Regions from separate parts of the Homo sapiens genome. Here all the other regions are linked to region 1. A link is an interaction called in ENCODE POLR2A ChIA-PET data of the cell type or tissue named here. Cell type or tissue: MCF 10A. All regions are shown on one strand.

The links. ChIA-PET counts read pairs that join two places held together with the same protein. Peaks named below come from ENCODE experiments on the same cell type or tissue, not always from the same donor. Only the 100,000 strongest peaks of a DNase experiment are listed, where the experiment ranks them.
Region 2: POLR2A ChIA-PET joins it to region 1 with 9 read pairs; 8 of 35 experiments call an interaction of 5 or more read pairs at or near these places.
Region 3: POLR2A ChIA-PET joins it to region 1 with 6 read pairs; 7 of 35 experiments call an interaction of 5 or more read pairs at or near these places.

The regions. Positions count from the first base shown.
Region 1 is chr1:228,012,381-228,016,380 of GRCh38, forward strand. All of the region lies in intron 1 of WNT3A (Wnt family member 3A), which reads left to right. Among named protein-coding and RNA genes, the nearest start is that of WNT3A, 7.4 kb to the left of the region's middle. In MCF 10A, no CTCF peak of the experiment used is centred here; DNase peaks (open chromatin) are centred at 1,121, 2,421 and 3,091.
Region 2 is chr1:228,085,547-228,089,546 of GRCh38, forward strand. All of the region lies in intron 1 of ARF1 (ARF GTPase 1), which reads left to right. Among named protein-coding and RNA genes, the nearest start is that of ARF1, 4.8 kb to the left of the region's middle. In MCF 10A, no CTCF peak of the experiment used is centred here; DNase peaks (open chromatin) are centred at 285 and 2,465.
Region 3 is chr1:228,075,112-228,079,111 of GRCh38, forward strand. It overlaps LINC02809 (long intergenic non-protein coding RNA 2809), which reads right to left and starts at 1,439. Exons shown (of 1, transcript NR_158166.1): 1 at 1-1,439. RefSeq lists enhancers at 1-284, 285-785. In MCF 10A, no CTCF peak of the experiment used is centred here; no DNase peak of the experiment used is centred here.

The DNA.
Region 1 (4,000 bases):
TTGGTGACATTGTAGCGGTTTGACGGTGCTGCAACCATTTCTGTGGATTTTGTAATAATGGAAATTTAAAAACAAACCAACCACGTCCCTCTGTTGGGACTCTAGTCTGAGAAAGCCAGCCTGAAGCCACACCTGGAGTAATGGGGGTGGGGGGGCTCTCTCAATGTGGACCACTGCCTGTAGCCCTCATCCATTGGATTTTTGACCCAAACGTGAGACTTCTAACTTGCCCCCTTTAAGAGTAGTTGAAGGGCTGGTTGCTGTTTCTGTTCAGAAGACCCGCTTCATGTCTCTGAAGGCTATTGGCTGGGGAAGAAGGATTAGACTGTGGCTCAAGGGGCAGGGGCTGGGGCAGAGGTTGCAGGTGCCAAGGAGGCTGGTTCTGGCTCCCAAAGAGAAAAAGCTCCCTAGGGATGAGAGCCTGTGCCCCAAGTGGTACCAGGGAGGTGCTGAGCTGCAGCTACCGAGGCCGAAGAAAAGGAATGTCATTCACAAAGGAGACCTGTACAGCCCCACAGACAGGGTCTCGCTCTGTCACCCAGGCTGGAGTGCAGTGATGTGATCTTGGCTCACTGCAGCCTCGACCCTCATGGGCTCAAGTGATCCTCCCATCTCAGCCTCCTGAGTAGCTGGGACCACAGGCGAGCACCACCACTCCCAGCTAATTTTTGTATATTTGTAGAGATGGGTTTCTCTCTCTACAAGAAACCATTTCTCTCTCTAGAAGAAACCATGTGGCCCAGGCTGGTCTCGACCTCCTGGGCTCCAGCAGTCCTCCCATCTTGGCCTTGTGAGTAGCTGGGATTACAGGCTCGTGCCACTACGCTTGGCTAGTATTTTTCATTTTTTGTTGAGATGGGGTCTTGCTCCGTGGCCCAGGCTGTGCACTTTAATGTTGGACAATCCCCCACCCCACCCCTCACTGGTTACAGCCCTGAGGCTGGTGAGGGGCACATGGCCTCTTCCTTGGCCTCCCTACTGGCCTCCCCAGGTGACACCCTGGAGGTGTCTCTCACGTTGCTGCTTCCACATTCCTTCCCCGGCAAAACGTGCCGCTGCCGCCCAGGGAAACTGGCAAGTGCGTGGCCGCGGGCACAGGAGCCGCTGTGCCTGCTGGGACTCGTTCAAAGTATGTGTCAGTAATCCCAGCTGGGCCGGCGGGCAGGAGGAGGTGCGGGTTGGGAGAGCTCCAGGCAGGGCTGGGCAGCCTGGACTGGGAAGGGTTGCCGACACCCAGGAGGGACCTGGGGGCCTTAAGTCCTGGGGACCCTGGCCGGCTCACAAGGTGCTTGAGCTGCCGAGAGTGGTCTTCTAGGCAGCTGCAGTTCCACCACTGGGTGTGAGAAGAAACCAGAACCTTGGGGGTCTCCCAGGCAGGTGGGTGCCCTCGGGCAGTCTCAGCCTGGGCGAGATGGGAGGTCATCCACCAACAGGGAAACACTTCGAGCCTCAGGTCTGAGGAAGGAAGCCTTATCACCGCCCATGGAGTGGCCCTGATCTTAAGAAGACAAAGATTTGGAACAGGATGTTTGCTCCAGAGGCCCCACAGAGGGGAAGCCCACCTGCCCAAGCAGGACCCTCAATGGCAGAGACACCCACCTGCCCTGGTCCTCCACACCTGCCTGCATTGCAGCTGTGCTGGAGCCAGAGGGGTCCCAGGAGGCGACCAGCTGGACTCAGGGCACAAATTGCATCCTGGAGGGGTGGCCCTGGCAGGTCCGCGAGTGGGGTGCACTGGGTCCCTCTCAGGCCAGGAGGAGGCTGAGATGACATCCAGCAGGGCAGCAGGGCCTGAGATCAGTGTCCCCATTCCATGCACTGCTCCCCTCCTCTCTCAGAGCTTCAGGTAGGAGAGGGGTCCATTACCCCATTTGACAGATGGGGAAACTGAGGCCCAGGAGGGGAAAGAGAGAAAGAGCAAACAAACAAGCGAGTAACAGGGCCCGAGTTGGAGCCCATGCCCACCTTCCAGGCCTGTCCACACGCCTGCATGGAGCATTACTGTGAGGTCCCCACGCCCCCAGCAAACATGCAAGCACAGAGCCGTGCCCTTGGTACATGGGTGCTCTGAGTTCGCTAAATTTTACTGCTAAAAGACACCAGGCCTGGACTTGAGAAACCTAAGAGCCTGCCAGCCTCAGAAGGACTTGCACAGGAACAGTGGAGGCTGGATATGGTGGCCACTCAGGACCCCCACAGCTGTGTGGCTGCGAGAAGGCCCCCACGCTTTGCCCTGAGCTTCCATCCACAGGGATTAGGTAGCACCTCCAGTGCCGCCACGTAAGATGGGAAATTGCACATGGGACCAAACCAAGCCGGGGAGGCCAGCGTGGCCCGGACTGGGCTGGCCTACCGCCCGCCTTGTGGTCCTGGGCCAGCCTCCTTCTTCCCCTGCATGTCACAGCCAGCATCTCTGCCGTACCTCTGGCGAGCTGCCCAGCCTTTCAACAGAAGTGAGGGAGTGGGGAAGAAAAACCATTAGTGCTTGTGGGCTGGAGGCATGGCTGCTGTGACTTTGGCCACAGGCGGAAGCCATGGGTCTAGGGACTGGGGCCATTTTATAAAACTACATTTGTGTGTGTTCTGAGTGAATATGACAGCCTCCCCTTCAAAACAAACGATTGTTAGGAAAAAAACAAAACAAAACAAAACAAAACCTAACAGCATTAGTGAAAATCTGGAAGGAAAGACAAGTCTGTGATCTTATCAACTTTTTCAACTTTTTGTTTTTCTAAGGATAGAAACAGTTTGTGTTCTGTTTTTGAAAACTCACTAAGCATCATCTCCATTTCTGGGGCCTTCTGGATGATCACACGATGGTTCCACTAGGTCTTGTGGTGCTGGTACTGCGATCTGCTAGCCCAGCCCTGCCGTTCCCTCCAGAGCTGGGATTCCAGGGAAAGGGGACAGAGCAAGAGAGGCTGGAGATATTGGAAGAGCAGGGTCACATTCCCTTGGGACACCAATTTTGCACAGCCAGAGGGATATCTGGTGTCCCATCCAGTTGGGCAGTTAGAATTCCAGCCACTCAGCTGTGTGGCAGCTGGACGTGGGAAACATGGACTCTTCCTGGGACGCTGTGGTGTTGGCAGTGAGAGGGGAGAGGGAATGAATTCCTCATCCGGTGAATCACAGGCTCGGGGTGCAGGGCATGGGGGCAGGGAGGGCAGGCTGGCCTCAGCCTCTCCCCGGGGACTGGGCCCAGCCTTCCTGCCCCTGCTGTTCCCACCACCCTGAGGCAGGGCCCAGACCTCACTGTGATCCAGATCGTTGGCATCCAGGAAGTGAGTAGGGAGTGACGGATGGCAAGACCACCACCCCCGCCTCCCCCCCACCCCCGCCGCCCAAGTGCTTACCTGTGGTTCCTTGTGTGAGTGATCCTCAGCAAGGACCCTTCGTCCTTGACCAGACACTTGTTTGCATGCCTACAAAGCGTGGGAGAGGTCGAAGGGGAGATTGGAGAATTCATCAGAAGCCCCAGAAGCCCAAGTGGGAGCTCCTGGCCCTGCCTGCTGGCTGGGGCCACGCTTGTCTTAGGGCACCAGGCAGGACAGTGGCCAATCGTGGCTGCTCCGCCTGAGGCCATGAGCAGGCAGGAGCCACGGACTGACAGCCAGTGCTCAGGGTCTGTCTGTGCCCGTCACCTTCTGGGCACCCGATGTTGCCCCTTTCTGTCCCCCGCATGTGCTTTAAGCGCCTGCTACTACCTTGCTCTTTTGGGGATCCTACTGACTAGAGGGTGGAGGTAGGTCCCTGACCCCCCAGGGTGATTATCAGCAAGGCTGACTCCCCAGGGACTCAACCCAAGGGAGCCCCCAAGGACCCTCAGAGTCCTCATGAAGACAGACAGGGGCCATGGAGCAAGTTTAGACTCAAGGAAGCCATAGAAGTTTCCCCGTCAGCCTTAGAATGTCCAAGCTAGAGGCAGCCTGGGTGAACCCAGCACACATTCCCTGTGGCACTCACGCTCCTGGGGCCACCCTGGGAGGACCCTGTTCTA
Region 2 (4,000 bases), 73 kb after region 1:
TGGTTTCCTGGTTCTCACACAGTGGTAACAAGGGCTTGCAGCCGGTTGTCAGCCAACAGACTGGGAAGGGTGGTGCTTCTTACAGGCCCTGATAACAGGAGAAGCCTAAATGACAAGAGAAGAGACAGGGAAAGCATAAAAGGCAGGCAGATTTTCACAGGCACAGCAATTGAAAATGATTCTGTTTAGAAGGCAGACATTCTCCCACACCCTTGAGGCCCAGGGCTCACTGCTGGTGTACAGCATGAAGTGGACAGGAGAGTTGATTCAGTCCATGAACATTTCAGGAAGTTAGAAGTCTATAGTTGTGGATTGCAAAATACATATCTGGCCTGCCTCCCATTTCCTGGCTAAAATACTTGGAATCTCCGAAGTGATGATGTCTTTTTGTACCCTAATGAGTTGACCAGTGATGGGCAGCCCCTACGAAACTTCAGGGTAGGGCTAGTCACAGGGCCAAGGCAGGATTAGAGGGTTTCAGCCCCACCCTCCAATTTTCCCAGAGTGGAGAGGGACTGAAGATTGAGCTGGTCACCAATAGCCAATAATTTAATCAATCACACCTATACCATGAAGTCACACTTTTGCCTTCAGTAGTTAACAGCATCTACAGCCCCGTGTTTCCACATTTGTACAAAGGAATGTTCAGACTGAACCACACTTAAGTACAATTTTGAAACAGCATGAGGCTGGGCGTAGTGCCTCACGCCTGTAATCCCAGCACTTTGGGAGGCTGAGGCGGGTGGATCATGAGGTCAGGAGATTGAGACCATCCTGGCGAACATGGTGATACCCCGACTCTACTAAAAATACAAAAAAATAGGCCAGGTGTGGTGGTGTGCACCTGTAGTCCCAGCTACCCGGGAGGCTGGGGCAGGAGAATGGCGTGAACCCGGGAGGTGGAGCTTGCAGGGAGCAGAGATCGCGCCACTGCACTCCAGCCTGGGCAACAGAGCGAGACTTTGTCTCAAAAAAAAAAAAAAGAAAAAAAAGAAACAGCATGAAATTCCTTGTTGATGGGAAATACCCGAAAGGCCTGCCTGGGTTTTCAGAGAGCTTCCAGAAAGCTGAATTCATGGAGGTTCCTGGAGAATGGCACAGCCAGGAGGGAAAGGTAGCGCCGTGTCTCTTCCCTCATACACCGCCCACTGCATCTCTCCATCTGTATCCTTTGTAACATCCTTTATGAAAAACCAGTAACCTTTAGTGTTTTTCTGAGTTCTGTGAGCCACTCTAGCAAATTAATTGAACCCAAGGGGAAGGAGTTATGGGAACCCTGATTTATAGATGGCTGTCCAGAAGCACAGGTAAAATAACCTGGAGTTTGTGATTGCCTCCAGGTAGACAGTGTCAGAATTGAACTGAATTAAACGACACCTAGCTGGTGTCTGCTGCAGAACGCAGAACTGGTTGCTTGCTTGGCATGTAGGGAGAAACCCCTGCTCATGTGGTGTGAGAAGCGACCTGTGTTATAAGAGTGTGTGAGAAACTGAGTTTGGGTTTTCCTATGTCCTCAAAATAGTATATTTTGAAAGCCTTCTAGGCAGAATGTATTAAAATAGTTTTTACTCCCTGAAGGGATGCCAGCAAGCTAGAAAGATTCATTTCCAAAGGGCTTCCAGTGGTAGCATGGCTAGACATGAGACATCTTTCCATTTGTGTCATACAGCAAGTTATTTTTGCAGTACCATATACGCTATGCGGGAAACTTTTAAGTATTTTATAGGTTTGATTTAGGTACAAATGGCCAAGAAGCTATCATCTATACTCATCCTGGGGATTGGGAACGGAGGCAGTTAGATGTGCCTGTGCTTTGTACCTTCTGTAGATGGGAATGCAGTTGCTCACTCACCAATCAAATTTATTGATTTATATTTAAAATACTATGAATACATCTTCTGGCAATTTTGGTGGTGACATTTTCCTTAAAATATTTGTACTAGCCAGGCACTGTGGCTCACACCTGTGTAGTGCAATCTACTTGGGAGGCTGAGGCAGGAGAGTGGATCACTTGAACCTAGGAGGTCAAGGTTGCAGTGAGCTGTGATCATAACCACTGCACTCCAGCTTGAGTAACAGAGCAGGACCCTTAGCTCTTAAAAAAATTTATACCTACTCATCAGCTGAGGACCTGGGGGCAGGTTTAGAAAACAGATTTTGAACACACATCCTTCCCTCCCTCTTGTGTCTGACATCACTGAGCTGCCACACTTTTGCCTTCAGTAGTTAACAGCATCTACAACCCCATTTTCCCACATTTTTATGGTCAAAAGAATGTTCAGACTGACCCACACATGAGTACAGTTTTTAAAAAGCATGCAATTCCTTGTTGATGCGATAGGTTTTTCGTGACGAACTTAATTTTTAGGGAAAGCACATCTGCAGATGTGTACAGTTGATCTTCATGAGCCCTATGGGCCTGATAAACATTCTTTTGCCATTGTTTTCTCCTCTCCTTGGTGGTGAGTCACTTGTGCAGTGCCCAGCGGAAGAGGGTGGGAGGCTGGGGAGGAAGGCCTGTTCTGGGCAAAGGAAGCCCTGCTTGATGAGCATGAGGCTCCACGGGGGCAGTGGCTGTGACGGTGAGTGCCACACAGAGCTGCCCACACTGGTGGAGGGAAGGCAGGGAGATACCAGGACCATCCGGAAGGGGCTGAGTGTCATTTGACAGGTGCCATGTGAGCAGAGATGTGAAGGAGTGGCCCGGGACAATCAGGGCAGAATCCCTGAGGTGAGTGCGCTGGCTGGCAGAGTTTGGAGACCTGTCAGGAGTAGGGTGCATACTGGGTGGGAAGCCTGCTGGGGTGTGCAGTGGCCCTCGGAGGGGGTCCGCGGTTCCCAGAAAAAGGAATTTGGTAATCTGTGGTGGCATTTTTGGGTGGCAGCACTGGCACCTTTGGCAGTGGCAAGAACACTTCCTGTCTGACCTTCATGTAGGGGAGGTCGTCTGATGTCCCAGACCTGTTATAAATATGAAAAAAAAATTTTTGTGCATAGTTTTAACAGGTGTTCTGAAGTTCCAGGAACAAAATCACCTTATAAATCAAAGATGACTGTGTATTGTTCTCTTCAGAATCACAGCAAGAATTCAGTTTCCAGAAGGAAAAGCTACAGTAGTTGCTTCATGGACATGGCTTGCCCTTGAGGTTGGTGGTGTCAGTGCATGAGCAGCCTGGTAAGGGTGGTTCTCTGGCCGCCACCCTTGGTCCTCTAGCGTGGTTGTGAAGTCACTTTCCTTTACTCCCCATTGCATCATAGTTGGGACAGAGCAGTGGTTCTCTGCCGTCTTGTGCGAGTGCTGGGATGCTGTCTCTACTTCCTTTTGGGTTGCCAGAGGCAGCATTTAGAGCACAGTGTGGGCATTATGTTGTGGACCAAGGCAGCCTATTGCAAGGACCTGATCGGGCGGCAGCCGTGGGGCAGCTCTGAGTAGAACATCGGGTCACCTGGCTGACTGGTGTGCTGAGAACACGCAGGAGGAGGCTGGAGACGGGGTTCTTGCCTGGGGAACAGGAGGGAGGCTACTCGCATCACAGCGGAGAATGCCTGTTGGGTTTGGGAGGGGGGTTTCGGCTGCAAAGCTGGCTGTCAAGGGGCAGGAATTGGGAGGAGGGTCTAAAGTCTTGAAGAGAAATGTGGGGTCGTTGTGTAGGGGCCACCATCACCTGGAGAGCAGGGCAGATGCCAGCGTGTGTGTGAGAACTAGGTCACTTGAAGGGAGGTCCCCAGAGTGTCCCCGGGGTGTGCCTTTCTCTCACCTAGGTCTGGAGTGCCTCCAGAAGCGAGGATTTCCTGCAAGGGCGGTGGCCTCCCAGGGTCTGTGGGGGGGCATCCCCGTCTCTTTACATGTCTGACTGACCAGAGTGGGGTGGGGTGGCAAGGTGGTGCTCGTCCCAAAGCTGGGGGAAACCTGGTGATGGTTCCCACTCCCATTGTTGCACTTCGCTTTTGATTTCTCTGGAAGAGCAAGTCTTTGTGTGGTGTTTCCCCTCAGCCTACA
Region 3 (4,000 bases), 63 kb after region 1:
CCCCCAGCCTCACACAATGGGGTGTGCCCCAGGACCGTGAGCCACGTATTCACGGGTCCCACCAGAAGAGCACATGCGTCCAAGAACAGCAGCTGGGCAGGGGTAGCAGGCAGGCACGTGTGTCCTGCTTTGTTCAGGGCATCTTTGCATTAATCGCCACTGCAGGACCAACATTCTCCACAACTGGCTTCCTTTAGAGACACCTGGCCTTGGGAGCAATGAACGAGGGAAGGGAGGGTCTCCTCCAGGGTCACCATGAGCACTCTCCTCTGCCCAAGCCACGCCCCCTGGCCAGCCCCGACTCTCTCTCTCAAATCTGAGCGCCAAGGACTCCCTCCCCAACGAGCCTTGTGCTGGGGGATCCCCTTGGTTCTTCTGGGGATTCGGGATACAGTGTGCCCAGGAAGGGAGTAGTCTGATCCTAGCAACCAGAGTCACCGTGGCAACAGGTGACATCAGAGCCCAGCAGCCCTGAGCCTTACACGGGACCCAACCTGCTGCCCAAACTGACCCATGGGGGAGACACATGTCCGGCTGGACAGGTCAGGTGGCTGCCTGCAGAAAACTCATGACCCTGAGGCCGTGTGGGCAGACACCCTATGCAGGGGTGCAAAGAGGATCATCTGAGGAACCCCAATGCTTTTAGCCCCAGGTATTTGACTCTCCCGGCCTTGGCACCAGACATGAGGGAAGGAGGTATACTGGCATCACAGGGTGGCCACAGCAAGTTACCACAACCTGGGTGGTTCACAACAGCAAGGGAGGTATTTCCTCGCAACTCTGCAGCCAGAAGCCCCACATTGAGGTGTCCCGGGCATGCTCCCTCCAAAGGTTCTGGGGAGGACCCTGCACAGCCTCCTCCAGCTCCTGGTGGCTCAGGTGCCTCAGGCGCATGGCCACACACTCCAGTCTCTGGCCTGTCTTCATGGCTGGTTCCCGATCTGTGCATCTCAGATCCCCCTCCTCTTTCTCTTAGACGATCACCTGTTACGGGTCCAGGGCCCACCCTAATCCAGGATGGCCTGGTCTCGACGTCACTCATTGAGGATGTCTGCCAAGACCCTGGTTCTACAGGAGGTCCTGCTCCAAGGCTCCAGCTGGATGTGAAGGGGGGTGCCCAACCTACCCCACTACAATACCTTCGAGGTAAACCCAGGCACTGACACCTCAGTTGAGACCTTAGAGCAGAACCAGGTTGCCATGGAGCCCAGGGTCCTGCTTCCCAGGAACTGTGAGAGACCATCTATGTGGACTGCTGTTTTAAACCACTAAGGTTTGCTAGAATTTGTCACCAAGCCTCGGAACACAGACGGGGACCAACAGTTCCCCTCTCCCCAAACAAGACAGGGGCCATTCAGAATCCAGTGCCTTTGTTGTGGACTGCTGTGTCCTCTGGGTCCTGTCTGCCCTATGCGGAACAAGATCCATTTGGTTTTTTGTTCTTTTTTTGTTGGAGACAGAGTCTCGCTAGAGTGCAGTGCAGGCTAGAGTGCAGTGGCATGATCAGGGCTCACTGCAGCCTCGAACTCCTGGCCTCAAGTGATCCTCCTGCCTCAGCCTCCTGAGTAGCTGGGAGTATATATACATCAAGACACTCAGCTAAGTTTTTAATGTTTTGTAGAGACGGGGTCTCACTATGTTGCCCATGCTGGTCTCAAATTCCTGAGCTCGTGATCCTCCTGTCTCAGCCTCTCAATGTGCTGGGATTACAGGCTGAGCTACCATGCCTGGCCACTTTGATTTTAGTGTCCTTCTCTGGGGTAGTGAAAAGTTGACCACCCTATAGGAGTCCCCAGTATCATTTTGAGACATTACTGCTCCGTGCAGCCCCAAGCTGGGAAGGTCACACACAGAGTGAGTCTGTGATGCATCTTGGAGACAAGGCCCCCAGCCCAGGCGTACCTCTCCTGCTAGCCTCTGCCTGGAAGCTTGGAAGGTGAAAAGGAAGCCCTGAAAGAGAGGTGCAGACCCCAGCCCCCTAAAACCTGGAGGTGGGTCTCAAGAGAAAAGCTTCACCCAGGAGGAGCCCGGCAGGCACCTTCACAATGTGCCTCTCCCTTTCCCCCATCCGTGGGGGCCTGGCCCTTCCTCACTCCCAGCCCCGCCACCTCATAGGGACGTCACCCAGGCGTTGCCATGGCCCCATGCCCTGGTCAGCCTCCTGCTGGTGTCCTCATCACACCTCCATGTGGAACCTCTCTCGCACCCACCTCCAGGCCTCATCCAGATGAGACCCCTGCCCCTTCACCCACATGGCCCTTCCCAAACGGGGCACACTCAGTCATTCTCTAAGGACAAAGGGAAGCCCCCCAACCAGCTTTCCTCACCAACACATCTCTCCCATCTCTGACTTCCTGCCGCACAAGGATCGCCTTAAACAAGCCTTACTTGATGCCAACAACCCCCGACAAGCAGAGCCTTTTGTCAAAAGTCTGCTTAGCCTCTTGTATGCCCACAGCAATGGTAGCTCACTGCCAAGATGCTTCCACATTTGGAGATGCAATCTGTTCTGTGTTGGCCCCTGCCACTGGCCTGGCTGTGTCCCCTGCCACAGACCCCGTCTGTCTCCCAGTCCCTGGTTGCCCCCAGAGAGCTCTGACTCAAAAAGGCCCTAGAGCAAAGTAGCTCCACACCTTCAGCCATGTCTCTTCAAAGCCGTGGGGCAGCACCCAGTGCATTCCCAGGGCTCTGAGCTCAGATACAGGTCTCGACGGTGGCCAAGGAGATCCCAGGCAGGCCTTGAGCTGTAGGGCAAAGTTGGTCACTTTACAGAATCCCAGGTTCTGACATCCAGCCTGGAAGTAGACCGGAAAGATCCCTCTCCCCCAGGATCCCCCCGGGGGTCTCAAGGCTCAAGTAGCCATGATCATGCCACTGCACTCCAGCTGGGGTGACAGAAAGAAGGAAGGAAGGAAGGAAGGAGGGAAGGAGGGAGGGAGGGAGGGAAGGAAGGAAGGAGGGGGAGGTACTAGGGTGGGGAGTTGGCAGGTAGACAACTTGCCCAAGTCCCACGGGCAGAAGGGAGTGTCCGAAAGTAGGCAGAGGCCCACAGTCAGGGCCACTGTCTGAGTCCAGGACAGGCAGAAGGCTCATGTGTGCAGGCAGGGACCACTCTAGCTGACAAGTGGGGTTTCACCAATGCCTACGATAAGTGATGCACGGGACTGGGGAAATGGTGCCATCAGACACTTTAAGACTTGTGGCATGTCACTTTGGGGATGCCAGGTATTTTGTTATCCTGATAGGAGGAGTGGATCGGTACATGTACCCAGAGTCAGAACTTCTTTTGTTATTAGCACCTGAAATGATAAAACCAGGCCGCCTCTGTCACTCCAGTTGATCGAGGAGTATAAACAATATTTCCAGCCAGGCGTGGTGGTACCCCCCTGTACTGCCAGCATTTTGGGAGGCTGGGTTAGGAGGGTCATTTTCCCAGTTCAATACCAGCCCAAGCAACAAAGCAATACCTTGTCTTTAAAAATAAAAATAAAAAAGAGAGAAAATATTTACAGATTTCATGCAACAGCTCTGAGATGAAAAGTTCTGATATTTCAGCAACAAAAACCACAGGTATTGCTAATACTGCTTTTGGGGAATGCTGCTTGCATTTAAGATGGGAGGAAATGCTAAATGTCACTCAGAGGTTAAGAAGAGCCAAGATGTGCTTTTCTGCAATCCCTCCCCAGGGTGCTCACCTCACCGGCTCCCCATTTGTCCACCCAGGCATGACAATAGGCTGGAACCAGAGAGAAAACAGTCCTTTCCCTGAGAAGCCAGCCTGCCTGGGAAAACAAGGTCCCCTGAGAGCTAGTCCAGGGGAGGGACATGTGCAGCTCTAGGCTTTCATCTGAGGTTTGGAGGGCTGGCAGGAGATGGGGAAACTGAGGCCGGAGTGAATATAAGGGGAAACAGGTGATGCTTTAAAAGGACCAGAAATCAGACGACTGTGAGCAAACTCCCTGGAGTTCACGGAACTCAACTGTAATTTCCTAAGCCACTG